2 separate regions of the Homo sapiens genome follow, and region 2 is linked to region 1. A link is a loop called in an ENCODE intact Hi-C map of the cell type or tissue named here. Cell type or tissue: lower leg skin. All regions are shown on one strand. Each heading gives the region's core, and the rest is flanking DNA. Links, peaks and the distances in the headings are about the cores only. Region 1 overlaps GUCA1C (guanylate cyclase activator 1C). Region 2 overlaps DZIP3 (DAZ interacting zinc finger protein 3).

What was found. Hi-C counts contacts between places; a loop is a spot of excess contacts. Peaks named below come from ENCODE experiments on the same cell type or tissue, not always from the same donor. Only the 100,000 strongest peaks of a DNase experiment are listed, where the experiment ranks them.
Region 2: it touches region 1 in a loop (3-fold over the local background); 86 of 110 quality-filtered maps call a loop at or near these places.

The regions. Positions count from the first base shown.
Region 1 is chr3:108,900,687-108,910,188 of GRCh38, reverse strand. It overlaps GUCA1C (guanylate cyclase activator 1C), which reads left to right. Exons shown (of 4, transcript NM_005459.4): 4 at 1,980-2,397. The coding sequence ends at 2,167. Among named protein-coding and RNA genes, the nearest start is that of GUCA1C, 48 kb to the left of the region's middle. In lower leg skin, for the core only: no CTCF peak of the experiment used is centred there; no DNase peak of the experiment used is centred there.
Region 2 is chr3:108,669,713-108,679,214 of GRCh38, reverse strand. DZIP3 (DAZ interacting zinc finger protein 3) reads right to left here. Exons shown (of 33, transcript NM_014648.4): 22 at 9,466-9,502; 23 at 6,559-6,655; 24 at 5,034-5,137; 25 at 3,342-3,429; 26 at 1,617-1,718. Among named protein-coding and RNA genes, the nearest start is that of RETNLB, 83 kb to the left of the region's middle. RefSeq lists a silencer at 1,171-1,342. In lower leg skin, for the core only: no CTCF peak of the experiment used is centred there; no DNase peak of the experiment used is centred there.

The DNA of each region.
Region 1 (9,502 bases), core at 994-8,993:
TCTGGACCTCCACAGGTGACTCTTTCTAGGGAAATACGGAAGCCCATTCTTTTAATTTGTTGGGGCGTAAATCCACAGTCAAATCAAAGCAGAATAGGAAGTAATGTTAAAGAACATCAGATAAAGGAAGGCAATTAGTCAGTGTGTGCCTTCTGAGCACCTACCATATTCATAGCACTGTCGTCGGCTATAGTGGCGGTAGCTGTGTGGTAATAGAAATGGTAATTGTGGTTAGGGCTTAATAAACATGATGAATAAATGAATGAATGTTGAGTGCTGGAGGGAAACTGAGGAAAATTTCAAAAGAAGTAGTTTAGATATGGTAAACATGTTACTATAGGTAGAGTTTGATGATTTGGAACAGAGATTTTTTTTTATGGTAAGTGGTTAGGTAACATGAAAAAAGTTAATAAGCAGAATTCACAAGTGTTTTGAAGAAAGTGAAAAAACAGCAGTGAATACTTCCATCTTTTCTGTCTTTTCCATGTCAGTAACCTGTATTGCTTTTCAGCTGAGACCACTACTATATCCCGGTTCTTTCAGATGCTGCCTCTTCTATAGCCAGTAGTTATAGCAGAGAAGTTTGATAACTAAACAGTCAAAACTGTCTCCAGCTCCACTTCCACTTCTCTCTTGGTCATGCTGAGCCCCGATAAATTTGAAAAGTCTTTGGGGTTGGGAATTTGCCAGCTGTGATTTTCTTTTGCAAAGGGCGGTTATTCTGTGATTGTTTGAGGTTCCCTACCCCGTTGCCACTGACCCATGGGACTCTCCCCTGCCACACACATACCACTTTTAAAAATTTGCAATCTTCTCTACTCCCTATGGTTTATTCTACGATTGTACCTTTTCTGTGACACACATGGGGCCCTACTCATGACTGCTGTTAACTAAGGTTTTTCACAGACCTTTCTTTGGCATAAGCAAAACATAAAGAACACAGATTAGATTTTTCTCTTAAAAAATGCATTTTAGCATTTTGCATTGAAACCAAAAGGGAGGTGTCTTACGAATATATGATGATGCATGCTGTTTGACATTTGAATCAATATTGTGGTATTTTAGATATTTGTCTTCTCCATTAAAAAGTATAGGTACAGCCTAACACCTGACTTCAGTCCCTGTTGACTTCCTTCCTTGAATGTACTTTCTCCAGTTCTTGAATGCACTCCGTCCGTCTTTGGCTGATCTATCCATCCACAAACCTCCCCTGGGTACAGTCTCTTTGAGATCAATAACTGCATCTGTACCCTTCAACTTGAACACACTCATAATCCCAACCCAAATGATTTATATCAACAGAGAATTCCCCCTCCCCAAAAATGTTTGAAAGTCATCTTGTGGGGTGAAGGTAGTAGAAAAACATGGCAGCCAGGACACATGGATATAAGGCGATAAATTTACAGCAGTGGGCTGGCCAGCACAGACCTAAGGTGTAAGTCAAGGTGATAAGATCAGGACTCAAAAACCAGAAAAGGAGTAGAGAACTAATGAGCAAAAATAACCTGTGGAATGAACACATGTTGAAGCTTTCTCACAGCTTTAGACAGTCCCAAGAATTATTTCTTCAGAGAGAAGAATATTGAAAATAGCCTTGTGAGTAGTCATTTTGTCTTGATCTTAAAAATCTCCAATCTGTCATGCTCCTAAGACTTGGTCATATCTTCAAGATTAAAAGTCCAAAAACCAATACTGTGCAGAGATATAATTGCATATGTGCTCTTATTTCATCTGGGGCATTACCTGATGTTTTCAACTAAACGTAAAAATAGTTTCATTATCTTTATTTTCATTGGCAACACCACCAGTGAATGCTTTTTTTTTTTTTTTTTGTTTAAATGAAGATCTTCAAAGATCTTAGAGTCTGGTTGAGGGGAAAGGATATCAAAAGAATATCAATAAACATACCAGTGAGTATATCATTTGTGCCAGTGAGTGGTATAGACAAAGCCTCTTATTAACTGTTTATTATTTTCCAGGGGAATTGACTTTAGAAGAATTTATCAATGGCATGGCAAAAGATCAGGATCTCCTGGAGATTGTTTACAAGAGCTTCGACTTCTCCAATGTGCTGAGAGTAATCTGTAATGGGAAGCAGCCAGACATGGAGACAGACTCCTCCAAATCTCCTGACAAGGCTGGTCTAGGGAAGGTGAAAATGAAGTAGCTGTGAGAATACCTGTCCCAGCTATCAATGAGCACAACATTTCAGTAGAGAAGAAATAGAATCTTCCCCATGTACATGCTGTTGATTTCAGGTCTTTGTTATAATTCATATAGGCTTGTGAATATAGCACTTATTTTAATCCAGTAGAGACTTGCATAAAGATCCTAAACAGATGCATTGTTGCTTTTCTGTGCTGTCTCTGCAGATTAAAACATAATGATTACACTAAAGGATTGTCTCCATACCTATCTGTTCAAATTAGAGCTCTCATATGTGTTTCCTTGTGCACTTAATCTACACCTTGAAATAGATCTGGATTATCCATTGGAAAGTGTCTCCACAGTTTAGCATTCTTAGATTAAACATCCATGTGGTAAATGTGCTTGCTGCCTCTTTGCTCCTGTTGCATCTGTATATTATAAATGACTGAGTTCTGGCTTATCTGAGAAACTTTTTTTTCTGCACTTATTTCTTATTCATGAATGCTGTCTTGCATTAGTAATGATGCTCTGCTTCAAAAGAAAAATCTTAAGCTATGTAGTAAGAGGGAAAAACTTCAGGCTGGGCAGTGAGAATGTTTTCATATGATTCATTATAAATTTGCATCCAGTTGTGCATGAAAATGCGATGTATCATCTGTAATTATTATGCCAGTTGGAGGTTTGATCAGAACAGCAGACAGCCAGGCTATGCAACAACAAGCACTTGACATTTTAAACAGTCCTGACATTATAGCTCTGACATTTCATTTTTTATATCCTTTCCAGAAAATGAAATGATGAATGGGATTTCTTGATGGGTTAGAACTTTTTAAGGCTTGAGTTCTATATCACAGGCCCATTAGTATGTCTGTCAACGACTGGCTTTCTTGTAGAAACACAGTGGAGGTTTCTAAGACCAGATGTGAACCATCTTTATGTCAAAAGCTTCATAATTAGGCTTTCATATTCAAATTTGGGTTAAAAACACACAACTGGAAGACTACAAAGACAGAGTTGGACTATCCATTTCTCCCTCACAGCTGTCCGAGCAGATCAGTGCAGAAACGGAGGCAAGGAGGAAATAAATGACAGTAGAAATGAAGTATAAATGGAGGTCGAGAAAAAGTTATAGAAGAACATTTAGATGAACATATAGATGGAGGTAGAAATGTCCTCGGAATTTTTTTCCAAAAGATTTCGAGGAGATTCACAAAGATGTATGCAATGCAAGATAAAATGTTGAAATAAAATTATCACAGATAATATAAGGAAAATTATTGTAGCTGTGGTGACACAAAGTTTACTCATTTGCAAAAGGTGGGTTACTCTTTGGACTCTGAGCCTCCTAGAAGTGAAAAGGGAAACATCATTATAAGAGCCAGAACATCAGCAAGGTAAACAATCCCACAAAGTTGTTGTGTTGCCAGATGACATTGTGCCTTAAACTGTCCAATGTTCCATGTATTGTTAAGATTTGCAAATGCAAGCTATAAGGATAATGCTAAACAGAACTCATTTTCCTTGTAGCTTAATCTTTCTCAAGGTATCTGAACCTATTTAGGGAAAAGGCAGCAGTTTCAAAGCAGAAGCTATTGCTTCCCAAGTTCATCCTGTCTTGGCTTTCGCTTTCAGAATTCCCACCCAATGCTTCCCTCCCTGGCCTGGCTATTTTCACTACTGGCGGCGCCATTCTCACTCCAGGCATTGTATTGTATTCATGGATCCTTTCAACTCAGTGGACTCTGTAGCCTCAACATCCTCCCCTCCACCCATCTTTCATGGGCACTCAGGGCCCTTCTGTTCCTCTGCCCCAGGACTCAACCACCTCCGCACACCCCACTCAGAGGAAAGAGAAGGAGATGATGGGAGAGTGCAAGGAGGAAGTTGGGACACTGGCAGGAACAGCAGACAGCAAGTTGGAATACAAGAGAAGGGCTTGGGAGTCAGGCAAGCCTGGGTCTGAATCAAGTTCTATTAGCATGTTCTAATAGCATGTACTTTGTGACTCTGGGGAAACGACATAACTTCTTTGAGTCTCAGCTACCAGGATTAAATGGGGATAACAGCAACATCACTGGACTATTAGGATTAAATAAGTCCACTCAACAAAATTCCAGAGTAAGTGCTCGGTGCACGTAGAAAAAGAAGCAGGTGGGTTCCCCACCTTCAACAGGATTGACCCTTCAGTCAGGCAAGATCCAGTCAAGGAAACACATGGAGACCACACTTACATTAACAGAGAGAGTTTAATATAAGGAATTGATTTAAAAGGCATTGGAAGACTGGAAATGCAAAGAGAGGACACTGAAATAACACAGAACTAGTAATGGCAGGAAGCAGCTACCATCCTAGGCTAGGGGAGCAAAGGGAAGAGGTTGGGGTTATTAGAACACAGAAGCTTGAAAGAGGAGAGCTGGGACCCAGTTTTCCATGGAAGGAACACAGGGTGCCTCAGAGGACTGTAGGAAAAGCATTGCAATCAATGATCACTGCTACGACAGGGCTGTTGCTGAGGCAAGGCTGACAGGAGCGGGAGGGATCAGGTCGTTCTACCTCCTCTTGCCTAGCAGTTTCTCTCTAGCACCCGCTATGGGCTGAGCCTACCAGGGAAACAGCTGGCAAAGGAGAATTGTCAGTAGGACTCCACCCCAGCATCACAGAGCCTATTATAGAAGGATGGGCTTGGAGCTGAGAGTTCATGACTTAATTACCAGCACAGATGGGATGGGTAGGAAGAGCCAAGGGGACACCGTCCAGACACCATCACCATCATAGGTAGCATATTAAGAGCATCCAAGCTCAGCTTTAGCCTGGGCCCTGCCTCCCACTGTCTGTTTTGAACCCTGTAGTTTCCCTTTGACTTCCCCAGGCTCCCGTCACTCTGCTGCCTCATGCCTTGATCCTCTCTCTCAGCATATAGTCCATTTGGCATCATGACTGGTTTGTGTAGTTTGCCCAGATCTGGTTTCGGTTTTTCCCGAGATGCTGCCTCTTAGATTTCTAAGTTCTGTTCTGTGTGCTGTCTCCAAAGCTCACTCCAGGTCTTCTGCCTCCCAAACTGACCCCCCAGGTTCATAGCAGAGAAGTGAAAGGGGTACTCACTTCCCTTTCCAAAGAATAGCTTTGTCCTATCTGTGTGTCCTCTCTTGGTGTCACATAGCACACCCTGGTAGGTTGCTTAGGAAAACTTGTTGAGGCCAGACACGGTGGCTCACATCTCTATTCCCAGCACTTTGGGAGGCTGAGGCAGGAGAATCGCTTGAGCCCATAAGTTCAAGAACAGCCTGGGCAACATGGCAAAACCCCATCTCTGCAAAAAATACAAAAATTAGCCAGGTGTGGTGGCGTGCACCTTGTGGTCCCAGCTACTTGGGAGGCTGAGGTGGGAGGATCTCTTAAGCCTGGGAGATTGAGGCTGCAGTGAGTCATGATCATGCCACTGCACTCCAGCCTGCATGATAGAGTAAAACCCTGTCTCAAACAAAAACAAAAACAAAAAGCACTGGTTGGTGGATTAGGAGAATGTGAAGATGCTAACTGTTCATTATAAGAAAACAAATCATAAAACAATATCTATGTGATAGTTTTTTCTGAGGGTGGTCCAAAGAAGGAGATAAGTCAGAAATTCAGGAGCAAAATAATTTTAGGGCTAAGTGCAGTGGCTCACGCCTGTAATCCCAGCAATTTGGGAGGCCGAGGTGGGCGGATCACGAGGTCAGGAGTTCGAGACCAGCCTGGCCAACATAGTGAAACCCCATCTCTACTAAAAAACAAAAATTAGCCGGGCGTTGTGGTGCATGCCTGCAATCCCAGCTACTCGGGAGGCTGAGGCAGGAGAATCACTTGTATCTGGGAGGCGGAGGTTGTGGTGAGCCGAGATTGCACCACTGCACTCCAGCCTGGACAACAGAGCAAGACTCCATGTAAAAAAAAAAAAAAAAAAAAATTAGGTTAAGTTCATGGTTAGGTGAGGTGAGGGGAAAAGAAAGAGAGAGAGAGACTGTGGGGGAAAGCCATATTCTTTCCCTCAACTCTCCTTAAAGTCATCTCTACCAAAGTCCTGCTCCTTCTCCATTATTTTCTCTGCAATTTAACAACATGATGCTGAGTCCAAAGGAATAGTCCTAATCTACATATCAAGTCATGGTATTTTAATAAACCGAATATTTTAAAATAAATGTCTTCCTCTTTCAGATGATAAGCCTTAAGTAGAGCCTACTGTCCAGTGACTTTTTAAAAAACTTTAGTTCAGTTTTATTGTATTTAATTGGAATTACATGAGTTTTCCTTCTTATGGCTATACAGTAACTTTTTTTTTTTTCTTTTGAGACGGAGTCTCGCTGTCTCCCAGGCTGGAGTGCAGTGGCGTGATCTTGGCTCACTGCAAGCTCCGCCTCCCGGGTTCACGCCATTCTCCTGCCTCAGTCTCCCAAGTAGCTGGGACTACAGGCGCCCGCCACCACATCTGGCTAATTTTTTGTATTTTTAGTAGAGACGGGGTTTCACCATATTAGCCAGGATGGTCTGGATCTCCTGACCTCGTGATCTGCCCACCTCGGCCTCCCAAAGTGCTGGGATTACAGGTGTGAGCCACCGCACCCGGCCGCGATACAGTAACATTTCAAGTAAGGGATTCCATGATATGTGGGCCAAGTGTCTGAAGAACCTCAAGAACCTTAATTAATTTCTGAGACTCCCATTGACCAAAGAGTAGTGGCCAAACCAGAATGACATCACTGTTTAAGAAGAATCTAGATCTTCCTACTACTTTCCTGTTTTTTTTTTACCACAATTTTTGATGCTTCGAAGTAAAGAGATATTATTTTATTTTACTTTTTTCATTAAAGAAATATTTACTGAGTGCTTTCCAGGTGCATGGCACTGTACTAGGCCAGGGATAAAGCAGTAAATCAGACATATATTGTCCTTGCCGTCATAGTGGGTAAGAGACATCAGTGAGTTACATGATTGAATAATTCATTGTAATTGTAGTTAAATGCTAAAAGCTGACATACAAGGGGTTATGAGGGCATATAACTGGAATCTAACCTGTATTAACAGTCAAGGAGTGTTTCCTGGGGAAAGCAACATTTTTTTTTTTTACTATTTTTTTAAGAGACATTATTTTAAAAAGAGAGAAAGATGAAGAGAAAGACACTAAAGCTTGTAATAATTTTTGCCTTATAAAAATGACAGAAAAAATTTTAAATATTAGGCTAACAGCATGTTACTCAAGTTTTTCTGTACAACTGAAGATGCACCAGGAAGCAGATGTCCCGATTCTTTGGCCCAAAATATGAAGATAAAGAGAGAAGGAAACAGATGAGTTGCAGCTGGTCCAGGAGGAGGACGGCACTGATCTGATTTCCCTCCCTTCCCCACACTGCAGCAGCCAATCAGCAGCTGCTCCTTCAGTGAAGCCTGGGTTCTCCAGGCATGAACAGAGAACATTTTAGCTAGAGAAGTGTTTGTTTAAAGCAGAAGAGTAGATAGGAAATGGCTTAGGTGTAGCAAATGTTTCCCTCATTTTTCTTTCCAAAACGTGTTGGTGTAAAAGTTATTGGGGAAATAACTCAGAAAATGTGGTTTGTTTAACACTGAAAGCATGACTAAGAGGCAAATGAAGAGACCTACAAGCTCTGCTCCCCCTCCCCCATTTATATTAGAATAACCTTTAGAAATGAAAATGAAATACAGAAAAGTCCTGACATTTAAAACCAAGGTAGGGCCGGGCGCGGTGGCTCACGCCTATAATCCCAGCACTTTGGGAGGCTGAGGTGGGCAGATCACGAGATCAGGAGATCGAGACCATCCTGGCTAACACGGTGAAACCCCGTTTCTACTAAAAATACAAAAAATTAGCCGGGCGCGGTGGTGGGCGCCTGTAGTCCCAGCTACTTGGGAGGCTGAGGCAGAAGAATGGCGCGAACCCGGGAGGCGGAGCTTGCAGTGAGCTGAGATCGCGCCACTGCACTCCAGCCTGGGCGACAGAGCAAGAATCTGTCTCAAAACAACAACAACAACAACAACAACAACAACAACAACAAAAAACCCAAGGTAGGGTCCTGTGCTTGCTGAAGAAATTTAAATCATTAAAATTGGGTGGACAGGGAATAGCTTTTTCAGTACTCAGTATTTGTTTCTGGGGACAGCTGCAGGTAGGCAAAATTGAATGTTGAAATTAAACCCCGAGAATACCAAGTTTTTTTCAGCAGAATGGCACACAATGTTGAGAAAAGTATTTAGAGAGGCAGAATGGCTTGGTGGAGACTGCACTGGAGTGAGCGTCAGATCTGGATTCTAGTGACCTTTGACAAGTCACTTTACGTCTGAGTCTTGGTCTTCTCCGCTCTTGAAGAGAAACAATTGCTGAGTTTCCTTCCACCTCTAATATTGTATCATTCCATGAGACTTTCACAATGCAGGAAATGATGCCTTTAGCACCTCAAAAGGATTAATTGTTTAGAAACAAAATCGAGGAAAAAATTTTTACATTTGATTTAAATGGCAAGCCCAGATTTCTTTGGACTCTTCTGGCCACTGAGTCTCAGATTGCTGCCTATGGACTCTACGTCACAGGCGATTTACTTTTTTCCCTACACCTAATTCTGAGTGCTCTTCATCAAGCACAGAATGGCAGGCCAGTGATAGGCTGTCTACATAAAAGTTACCTGGAAATCTTTCAACATGAAAGAAAATGTGTATCTCTGATAGTCATGGTGGTTGTAATGCGTGACCAGGTGTGGAAACCATAACTTCTCACATCTCTTTGAGCGTCCCATCCCCATGGTTGCCATGGAAATGGCCAGAATCCATCCACATTCTATCTCCTAGCATTGACCTTTAAAGTACCTTGGGGACATGGAGTCCTACATATTTCCTTTGTAAAATATAAGAAAAAGGTCACAGGCTTCCATGCATGCAGATCTCGTCTCCACCACTCGCTAACTCTATCACTCTGGGTAAGTCATTGTACCTATTTTACCTTGATAAACCAGAGTTTCCATACCCATGAAATGAGATTTCAGGTATCTGGTTGGGTTACTGTGTGGATGACATGAGCTAACACACATAAATGTCTAGCATGGTGCCCGGCCCTCATCATGTATCAGTGCATTCTGGCACCTCCAACTTTTAGAATCTTTAAGGCCTCAGGTACATGAAGCTAAGGTTGCTTCTTAGGGAATATTTCCCAGTCTGACCTTGAGGAAGGCTATATACTTGTCCAAGATACTTTAATATCTTGGCTCTTGAGTCACATTTAATTGGCCATTCCAATGAGGTCTAAGAATATAACCATCTATAAACAATTATCTCTGGATGGACAAAATCTATCAAATACCAACAGGCCTTT
Region 2 (9,502 bases), core at 388-8,387, 230 kb after region 1:
CCATTTTATAGTTAAGAGCCATTGAAGAATTTAACTACAATCTAAGGACAGTATTTTGAATGTGGGCAGAAGGTACAGTGTTTTTAGACATCCCACAAAAAAATATGTGTTACTGCAGGGAATCTTTGGAATTTCTCTGGAACACATTCCTTATCAGAGTAGTTGGGTATGATGATGATCCAAGCCTAGAATAATAATGCTCATAATCCAGTGTTCCTATAGAAACTGAATTGACCAAAAATATAAAAGGCAAAACTATCATTCTAAACTAAAGCCCATGATGTATATCCCATAATTCTTTTAGCTATAGATCCTGCTTTTGAAACAGTGTAACTCCATACAAATTATATAATTTTTAAATTCTTTGTTATACTCAACCATGAGGAGAAATAACATTTTCAGGTTTCTATTATAAGCAGGAGTGGTGATATCAAAGTCATCTGTCCCCACATAACTTACACTTTTCCTCTCTTCCTACTGCCAGATCTCTTAAGATAATAAAAATTGTCATCCAATGACACCCTCTTAAAAGGTCTTTTGGAAAGCTGTGTGAATTTACTGGGTTAGGGTGCTATGTTTCCCAGACATACAGGACAGGGATTAGTTTATCTGATTAAGATCCACTGGCCCCTAACAACAAGCAGAGAAGGGGCAGAAGTGGAAGCTGTCCTTGCTGTTGGAGGTAGAATAGAATATAAAACTTCACAAAAAGAAAGTCTAAAGTAGAAATGCAGAGGTGAGGTCCAGCCATGCAGGGTATTACATTGAGATGTTTCAGTCATTTCGTGCAGCGGTCCCCAATCTTTTCGGCACCAGGGACTGGTTTCATGGAAGATAATTTTTTCAAGAACTGGGGAGTGGAGATGGTTTTGGGAGAATTCAAGCACATTACATTTATTGTGCACTTTATTTCTAGTATTATTACATTGTAATATATAATAAAATAATCATATAACTCACTATAATGTAGAATTAGTGGGAGCCCCAAGCTTGTTTTTCTGCAACTAGATAGTCCCATCTGGGGGTGATGGGAGACAGTGACAGATCACCAGGCATTAGATTCTCACAAGGAGCACATAACCTAGATCCTTCACATGCACAGTTCACAATATGGTTCACACTCCTGTGAGAATCTAGTGCTGCAGCTGATTTGACAGGATGCAGAGCTCAGGTGGTAATGTGAGCAATGGGGAGCAGCTGTACATACAGATAAAGTTTTGCTTCTTCACCCACTGCTCACCTCCTGCTGTGCACTGGTCCGTGGCCCAGAGGTTGGGGACCTCTGATCTAGTGGTAACATGAGGACACTGGGAAGTCTGAGTATTCATTATTTAGCTCCCACAAGGTAGGTGAAATAGGGTGAATGAGAAAATATTACTCTATGTATATCAAATGCTTCACTAAAATCCAGTGATACAACCTATTGTATAGGCCTCACCCATCTAATTATATCATCTGGTGACTCGAAGGTATGGTCATAATTACAAGTGATACTCACAATATGTGCCTATTCCATTTTGAACACACGTTAAACATACTGCATATTCAGTGTTTCACAGCCCTTACCATTTTGTCAAAATGAAAAGGGCAATTATTCAAAATGTTGTATTTCTTACCAGTATCTCAGGACTGGGTGGTGGAGGAGGAAGCTGGACTGGAGGCAAGGTACTCAAGGCAAATCCTTGCTTGACTTTGTTTATTTGTTCATTGTACTGTGTCTGGTAGAAGAAGACTAAAAATACTTTAGAGAACAACCAACTTTAAAGAGACAGCATATGGGAATATCTGATGTAGTTTTGAATAATACAACATACAAGAGTGGTTGCCAACCTGTCAGAAATAATATAAAAACAGGTTCTGACCAAAAAAAAAAAAAAATTCTATAGACCATCCCCACATGTAAACAGTTGTATTTTTAGGAGTCGTTATTGGTTAATAAGAAACAGAGACACAGATAATTCACAGATTCTTGTGATAATTCCTCAGTGCTTCCAAAATTTTCAGCTCTAAAATAGGAACCACTGATACAAATAAAAAAAGAGACTAAAGATTCAAGAAGCTATAAATATTATACTGGCTAAAAAACAGGAAAAAATATATTTGTAACAAGCAGTTAAACTACTTGCAAATGTTCATTTTAAAAACGGAAGGAAAAATTTTAGAGATTACTTATGAAATTCTACATTGTGTTTATCTCACAATCTGTAACTCTAGCTTGTTCTAGCTCCATACACATTTTATTCTCTTGGATTCTGACAAAAACTCCAACCTGGAAGTTTAACAACACATTTTCAACATTTTTTGGCATTGTCCCCACTTTTGCTTACCATATTATTTTGTAAAGAACGCGTAGGAACTGGGAAGGAAAGTCTTATAAAACAAAACATTTAGAAACTTCTGCATGGAGGACATGTGCTTGGAAGAAAACATGGGGCAGGTCTTTTGAGGCAAAAATTTTGAATAAACCCAACAGAAACGCTAAGCATCACTAAAGACTGAGTAAGAAAGAGTTTGGAGAGAAACAGTGAAAACCCCCAAGGGAGTTGGACAAATATCCAGTTGCTTTTGGCACTTCACAACTGAATGACAATGCTTTTTTTTTTGCTGATAGTGTTGTGAAATCACAAAAAAATCAACATTATCTATCAACCTTAGTATATAAATATAAAAAGATTCTAAAACAAAATCAATTAATAAATATTCAGTGGATTATGTCTTTAGATTACCTGTAGCATGGTCCTACACCAGTACTTAAGAATTTACTATTTTGCATTATGGAATAATTACATAAAAAGTTAGATTGAAAACAAATACAGGCCTACTTGATTTTCTTTTTTATTCTGTAAACACATTATTACTCAGACCGCATTAAAACATTTAGTTTTTATTCCAAATTTTGTTTTAGAGAGAGTCTCACTCTATTGTCCAGGCTGTAGTACAGTGGCATGATCATAACTCACCATAACCGTGAGCACCTGGCTCAAGTGATCCTCTCGCCTTGGCTCCCAAAATGCTGGGATTATAGGCATGAGCCACTATGCCTGGCCAAAACATTTAGTTTTGATTGGGGCACTGTTAGCTTTGAAATTCTAGGAAAGCTAGGTGTGAGGGCACAATTTTTGAGTTTATTTTCTTGACTAAGGATATAAAAGACTACACGTGTGAGTCTAGGATGTTATCTACAACCAACCACATGGAAGTAATCTCAAAGTGAAGGCATAAACTTTTATAACTAAAATGGAAAATATGTTCTTCCTTAAATTTTTCTACTAATATGTCTTCTAACTTTACACCACCTATAACATTAAGCCAATTTTCTCCAAATATACTTCAGGACTTACCCTGAGGAATGCAATCTTGTTTCTAACATCTGCCACAATGGCATTCCAACTGTCTACCGCAGCCTTTAATTGAAGTGATTCTAGGTTGCTGTTGTAGAAAAGGAGACACAAAAGAAAACTCTTTCTTTTTATAACACTTAGGTTTCCAAACATGTCTATCACGCTTTCTAGCATATATGTCAACAAAAAACAAAATTACCCCCATCACCAACAATTACTTCAAATGGACATAAAGAGGTATGGACAGGTTTGTTACTAAAAATAACAAAAACAGTAATAAAAAATTCATTTTTCACAAGCAAATAAAATTGATGCTTCCAGAACAAGTTTTTTCTATCTTGATGATGTCTTTTTAGTATATATTATAAAACCTTTGTAAGGAATCTTTCCAATGAAGCAGGAAAGCCTTAGTAATCTAATACAGCAGTGTTCTCTAAAATGTTGACCCATGTTGGAAGCAAGTTTTGGACTATCTTCACATTAACTCTGACATCAAAAAGCCATGGTTGGCCTATATGGCTCCTTTGCAAATTAGAAAAAGATACTGTCTCTGGGAGGATAAATTAGAAATATCTTCTATTTGAGTACGAATGAGGTTGCTGCCTTTATATAGTACATAAATTGCACAAACAATAGTTTTATCAACTCATGCCTACCAAATGACTTAACAAAAGTAGGAACAACTTTGAAGTTGTTAGGGTCTATTATCTCTAGAAAAGAGATTTCATATGGCCTTTTAAAAGGTTCTATCCATTATAACATCCCACGCCAGTATCACCCAGCCCAACAATTTTATAAGAGCTGAACAAGTTATCACTAACATAATCTCATACAAAGAAGTTCCATAATATCCTAATGTATAGAGCACTCTTTCTTCTTCTAGCAAGCAAAAATAGACTGATCATTTACAACAGTACTTCCCTGACTTGAGTGCACATCAGTATATCCTGATAATCTAGCTAACATCAAAGACTCTGATTCTTTAGAATGAAAGAACAATGCTGATTATTAAAATAATAATCATTTAAAAATAATGATGCCTGGGTCCCAGAGATTCTAATTTAATTAATTCTTTAAGTTTGGTGTACCCCATGAGATTATAAATTTAAGGAGAATTTCATGCAACCTGTTCAATATTTGAAAATTACTCTATAATTACTATAAAAGCACAGCAGAAAACTACCTTTAACATACGATTTAGGTGTTAATACTGATGTTTCCCTCAACATATTCTGTAGGTGTTTAAAATCATTACAAAGGAAAACAATTAGAAAAAAAGTCTTCCAATTAGAATCCACCTTGTTTCATAAGTATCTGGTGTTCACGTATGTCTCTGAGACTTTTGATCTACTTCACTACAGAGGAAGGGAAAAAATCTTTCAGCAGCTATTATTGTACATAGTACTCATTAGACTTCTCAGTGCTTCAGCAGAAGCAGCCAAGTACAAGCATCAAAGTAACTAAATGACTTTTGAGGTTTAAACAACAACAACAAAAACAACAACAACAAGAGCTTCTGGTAAAAGGAATTTCAGGGGGAAAAAAATGAAAAAAAACCCAAAAAAACCACAAGAGCTTCTTTAAGAACTCTGATGTCACATATGTAAAACACATCACAGATTATATTCAACCGTGGAGACACTTGCTAACATCTCTAAAATTAAGATGCATTAAGGAAGAGGGAAAGGTTACCTTGCTGCCATGTGAGTCACCCTGGCAAGCTGATTGAGACATTCCTTTTCAGTCTGCTCTAGATGAAGCAAACCAAAATCCCTACGACACTGTAAGAAATACACCTACAGGTTTTTGAGAGAAAGAGAAAGAAGTTGAAGGTGTGCTTGTAAAGGAACATTCTCTTCTCAATCATCTCAAGTAAATTTAAAGCTATTTCTCAATTTCTTCCAATAGCATCTAGGTTCCTTGACCATTCAAGATACATTACAAAAGCTTTTAAATCAATGCCACCTCTGCAATTCTAATTTCCTTATTTAATGGTTACTAGGTTGGTAAACATTCCAGATCATGTCTTTTCAAATTTGTAATCATACTGGAATCGTCTCAGAAACTTTCAAAAATGGTGCCTTGGTCCCAGATATTCTAATTTGATTGATACTGAGTATAGCTTGGGCATTGGCATTTTTAAAAGCTCTCTGATAATTCTAACATGCAGTAAAGTTTGAGAACACTCCTGCTATCTATTCTTTTGTCATTGATGAAGAGGTAATAATAAGACCATACAGAAAGACAGAAACGGGCTTGGGAGATTACGTAGTTCAGTGTCTCTCTCGCAGCAGGAATCCTTTCCATATCACTACTTGCAGTAATTTAGCCTCTGTTTTTTACTACTAAACACTCAGTATTCACTAAAATACACTGTTGGACAGCATTAAGTATTAAAAAGTTCTTTCTAAAATTAATAATAGAAGCACAAAGAAATTTACTGATTAAAAACAATAAAAAACACTCTATACAAACGAGCTTTTAAAGTAATCTGAACTGTTTCTTTTGTTAAAGCTAGTACCCCAACAGTATTCTTCACGAATTTTTGGTTCAGATACTACTTCTTGGTTGCTGACTTCCAGGATCCCAAGTACTCTGCTAGAGAACAGAGCTTACCCATGACAGAGGTGTAAGGTTTGTAGTGCTTTTAATGTCAGTGATCTCTCCAAAAATGTGAATCTTACTGTATATCAAGTTTTGTTATGTATAAATAAAAATTACATACACACATACAATCATATTTCTTTTGAGAGACCCTAGCTGTGGTGTTCTAACTTAGAAAAAGCTGGCAGTCTGAAAAGCTGGTTTTTTACATTCAGGTGTATGATGTGTAAGTATTTTTGTAAGATATATATTGGAAGTAGCAAAGAAGATATTGTGGCAGCAGTAAAATGCTATTATTAGAAGTTTGGCTTAGTGACTTGGCTTCATGAGAATTTCCCCAAGATGTCTGTATTTGCTATACATACTGTAACAGACCAATTTCTTCAAGTCATTGGCAGAAAACAACATAAGAACATCAAAACTGAAGTATTCACACATGATTTGCCAATGAGTCAAAAAAGCACAAGACTTTCAACTGTATTTTCCTGGCTGATCCTAAGATGTCTTATTTCTGTTTATACAAAAAACAATCTTTTACAAATTCTTTAGTATGATGGTATACAAGTAAAACTTTTCCCCTCACCCCATACCCCTGTCCCCGTTTTGTTGTTACCTCGGCTGTTAAAGCTCTGCTAGTTTCTGCGTTCAGTTTGCTTACGTATGTTTTCATTGTGCTTTCCAGATTATGTTTTTCCATTTCCCACTGAGATCTGAAATACATGATCATTAAAGACTCGCAATATTACATCAAGCAGAGCCTTTTTCATCTAATTCAGGAGGAAGAAAGATAAGTTATACAATCAGTAGGAAATTATTTCTTGGAAAAGTATAGAGCACATAGAAACAAGAGAAGATACATTGTTCAATCCCTACTGTTATCCTTTACTATCAAGAGTATAGAAGTTTTATCAGGGTGTAGGCTATGATTTAAAACTTAGCTGTGAAATCAAGTTGTCTGAGGATGAATCTTAGCTCCACAACTTATTAACTGTAAAACCCCTGGGCAAGTGCAATGAACTGAATGTTTGTGTTCCCCCAAAACTCATATGTTGAAATCTTAACCCCCGAAGTGATGGTATTAGGAGGTGGTGCCTTTGGAAGATGATCAGTCATAAGGGCGGAACTCCAATGAATGGAATTAATGCCCATTTGAAAAAGGCCTGAGAGAGCTTCCTTGCCTGCCTTCTGCTATGTGAAGTTATAGTGGGAAGACGGCTGTCTATGAGGAAGAGGATCCTCACCAGATACCAAATAGGCTGCTACCTTGATCTTGGACTTCCCAGCTTCCAGAACTGTGAGAGATACAATTCTATTTTTATAAGCCACCCAATCAATGGTATTTTGACAGAGCAGTTCAACCTAAGACAGCAAGCTATTTAATTTCTCTATACCTCAGTTTCCTCACATGTAAAAATGAGGAAAATGGAAAAAACGGTACTACTTACCTCAAAGAGCTGCTGTGAAAATTAATTCAGATAATATAAAGCACTTTGTGTTTGGCACATAATAAGCACTAATAAATAAATGTTAGCTAGTATCATGATTAATAAGTTCTACATAAAATTTCTATAAGCTTTTTTGTATCCCAATGATAGCAACCACATAGGTTTTTATTATCCCCGTCATTACGTGAAGTTACTGCATTAAAATATTTGACTGGTTATTTCAGTGCTTACATTCAACATTTTTGAATGAAAGCAAACCCTACAGTTTGAGAGGGAAGGAGGAAGATGATGGTAAATACATTGTTTATGAAGGACATTAGGTAAATGGTTACCTATGAGGTTCCTTTTTTAATCTATCCCATCTCAGCTTCCTACACTTGAGTCCCAGAATTCTATAAGCATACAAACCAAATTCTAAATTTAATGAAAACAATTAATTGAAAATACGGCATTATAATAGAGACTGTCACAAAGGCAGTCCTCGATGTTTTATTATCAGAAACACTTGGATACTTGAGGACCTAACAAACATTGATGAGAAACTTGATAACAGTACATTATAAATATCATTAAGGCTAGACTTTTTTGAGGAGAAAAAAATAAAATCTTCAAGCAGATATATTAACACAAAAGGAATTAATTATTATACCATTAAATATTATGTAAAAGTTGCCTAAAAGAAAAAAATTACAAATCGGACTTCATCAAATTAAGTTTTGTGCTTTAAATGACATTAAGAAAATGAAAAGGCAACCCAAAGAATGAGAGTATTTGAAAATCATGTATCCGATAAGGGACTTGTATCTGATAAGGGACAAGAACTCTTAAAACTCAACAATAAAAAGACAATCTAATTTTTAAAATGGGCAAAGGATTTGAATAGACATTTCTCCAAGAAGATAAATAACTGGCCAATAAGCACATGAAAAGATGCTCAACATAATTAATCAGTGGGAAAATGCAAATCAAAACCACATTTATATACTACTTCACACATAATACAATGGGTAAAATAAAGACGTAATCTAACAAGTGTAACAAATGTTGATCAGAATGTGGAGAAATTGAAACCCTCATACACTGTTTATAGGATTATAAAATGGTGCAGCTACTTGGAAAACAGTTTGGCAATTCCTCAAAAAGTTAAACATAAAGTTGACTGATCACCAAGCAATTCTACTCCTTGGTACATACCCAAGAAATACAAAAACATGTCCACAAATCTGTATATAAATATTGATAACAGTATTCATAATAGCCAAACAATGGAAACAAGCCAAATGTCCATCAACTGATGAAAAATAAAATAAGGTATAGCCAAGGAATGGAATATTATTTATCCATAAAAAGGTATGAGTAATGATACATGCTACAACATGAATGAATTTTGAAACTATGTTAAGTGAAAAATGTTACTCACAAGAGGCTACATATTATATGATCCAATTTATATGAAATGTCCAAAAGAGGCAAATCCATACAGACAGAAAATAAATTAGCAGTTGCCAGAAGCTAGAGGAGGGGAGAATAGGGAATGACATCTAATGGGTTTCTTTTTTGGAGTGATAAAAATGTTCTGGAAATAGATAGTGGTGATGACTGTAAACCTCTGTGAATATTCTAAATCAATAAATTGTATATTTTAACAGAGATAATTTTATGCTGTATGAAATGGATTTCAAAAAGGTGTTATTAAAAAAATTTCCCACAGGCAAAACAGATGAATAAGAATAAAACTTGGCCAGTTTCATAAAGCAGTCACATCTAATAGTACTGACTGGGGTAACTCTTAAGGTCTAATCTCTGGCAGTAGTTTGCTCTGGGACTGTAACTTTGCTGATACAGATTCTTCTAGCAGTTTTCTAGAGTCAGAGCTAAAGTGACCATACCTCCCTATTTGCCTAAGATACTCCCAGTTTACACCTTTTGTCCCAGTGTATTATTAGTACTGTTCAATATCAGCCTCAAAAGTACCCCGGTTTGAATGATAAATTACATCAATATGCCAGCCAGAAAGTGTTGAGTGAAATACAGTTTCAGAGAGAGTGCACCCAAAGAAAAAGCTAAGTTTGTACCTTTTCATAGAAAGTTGCTCTTTAAGGTTCTTGATTT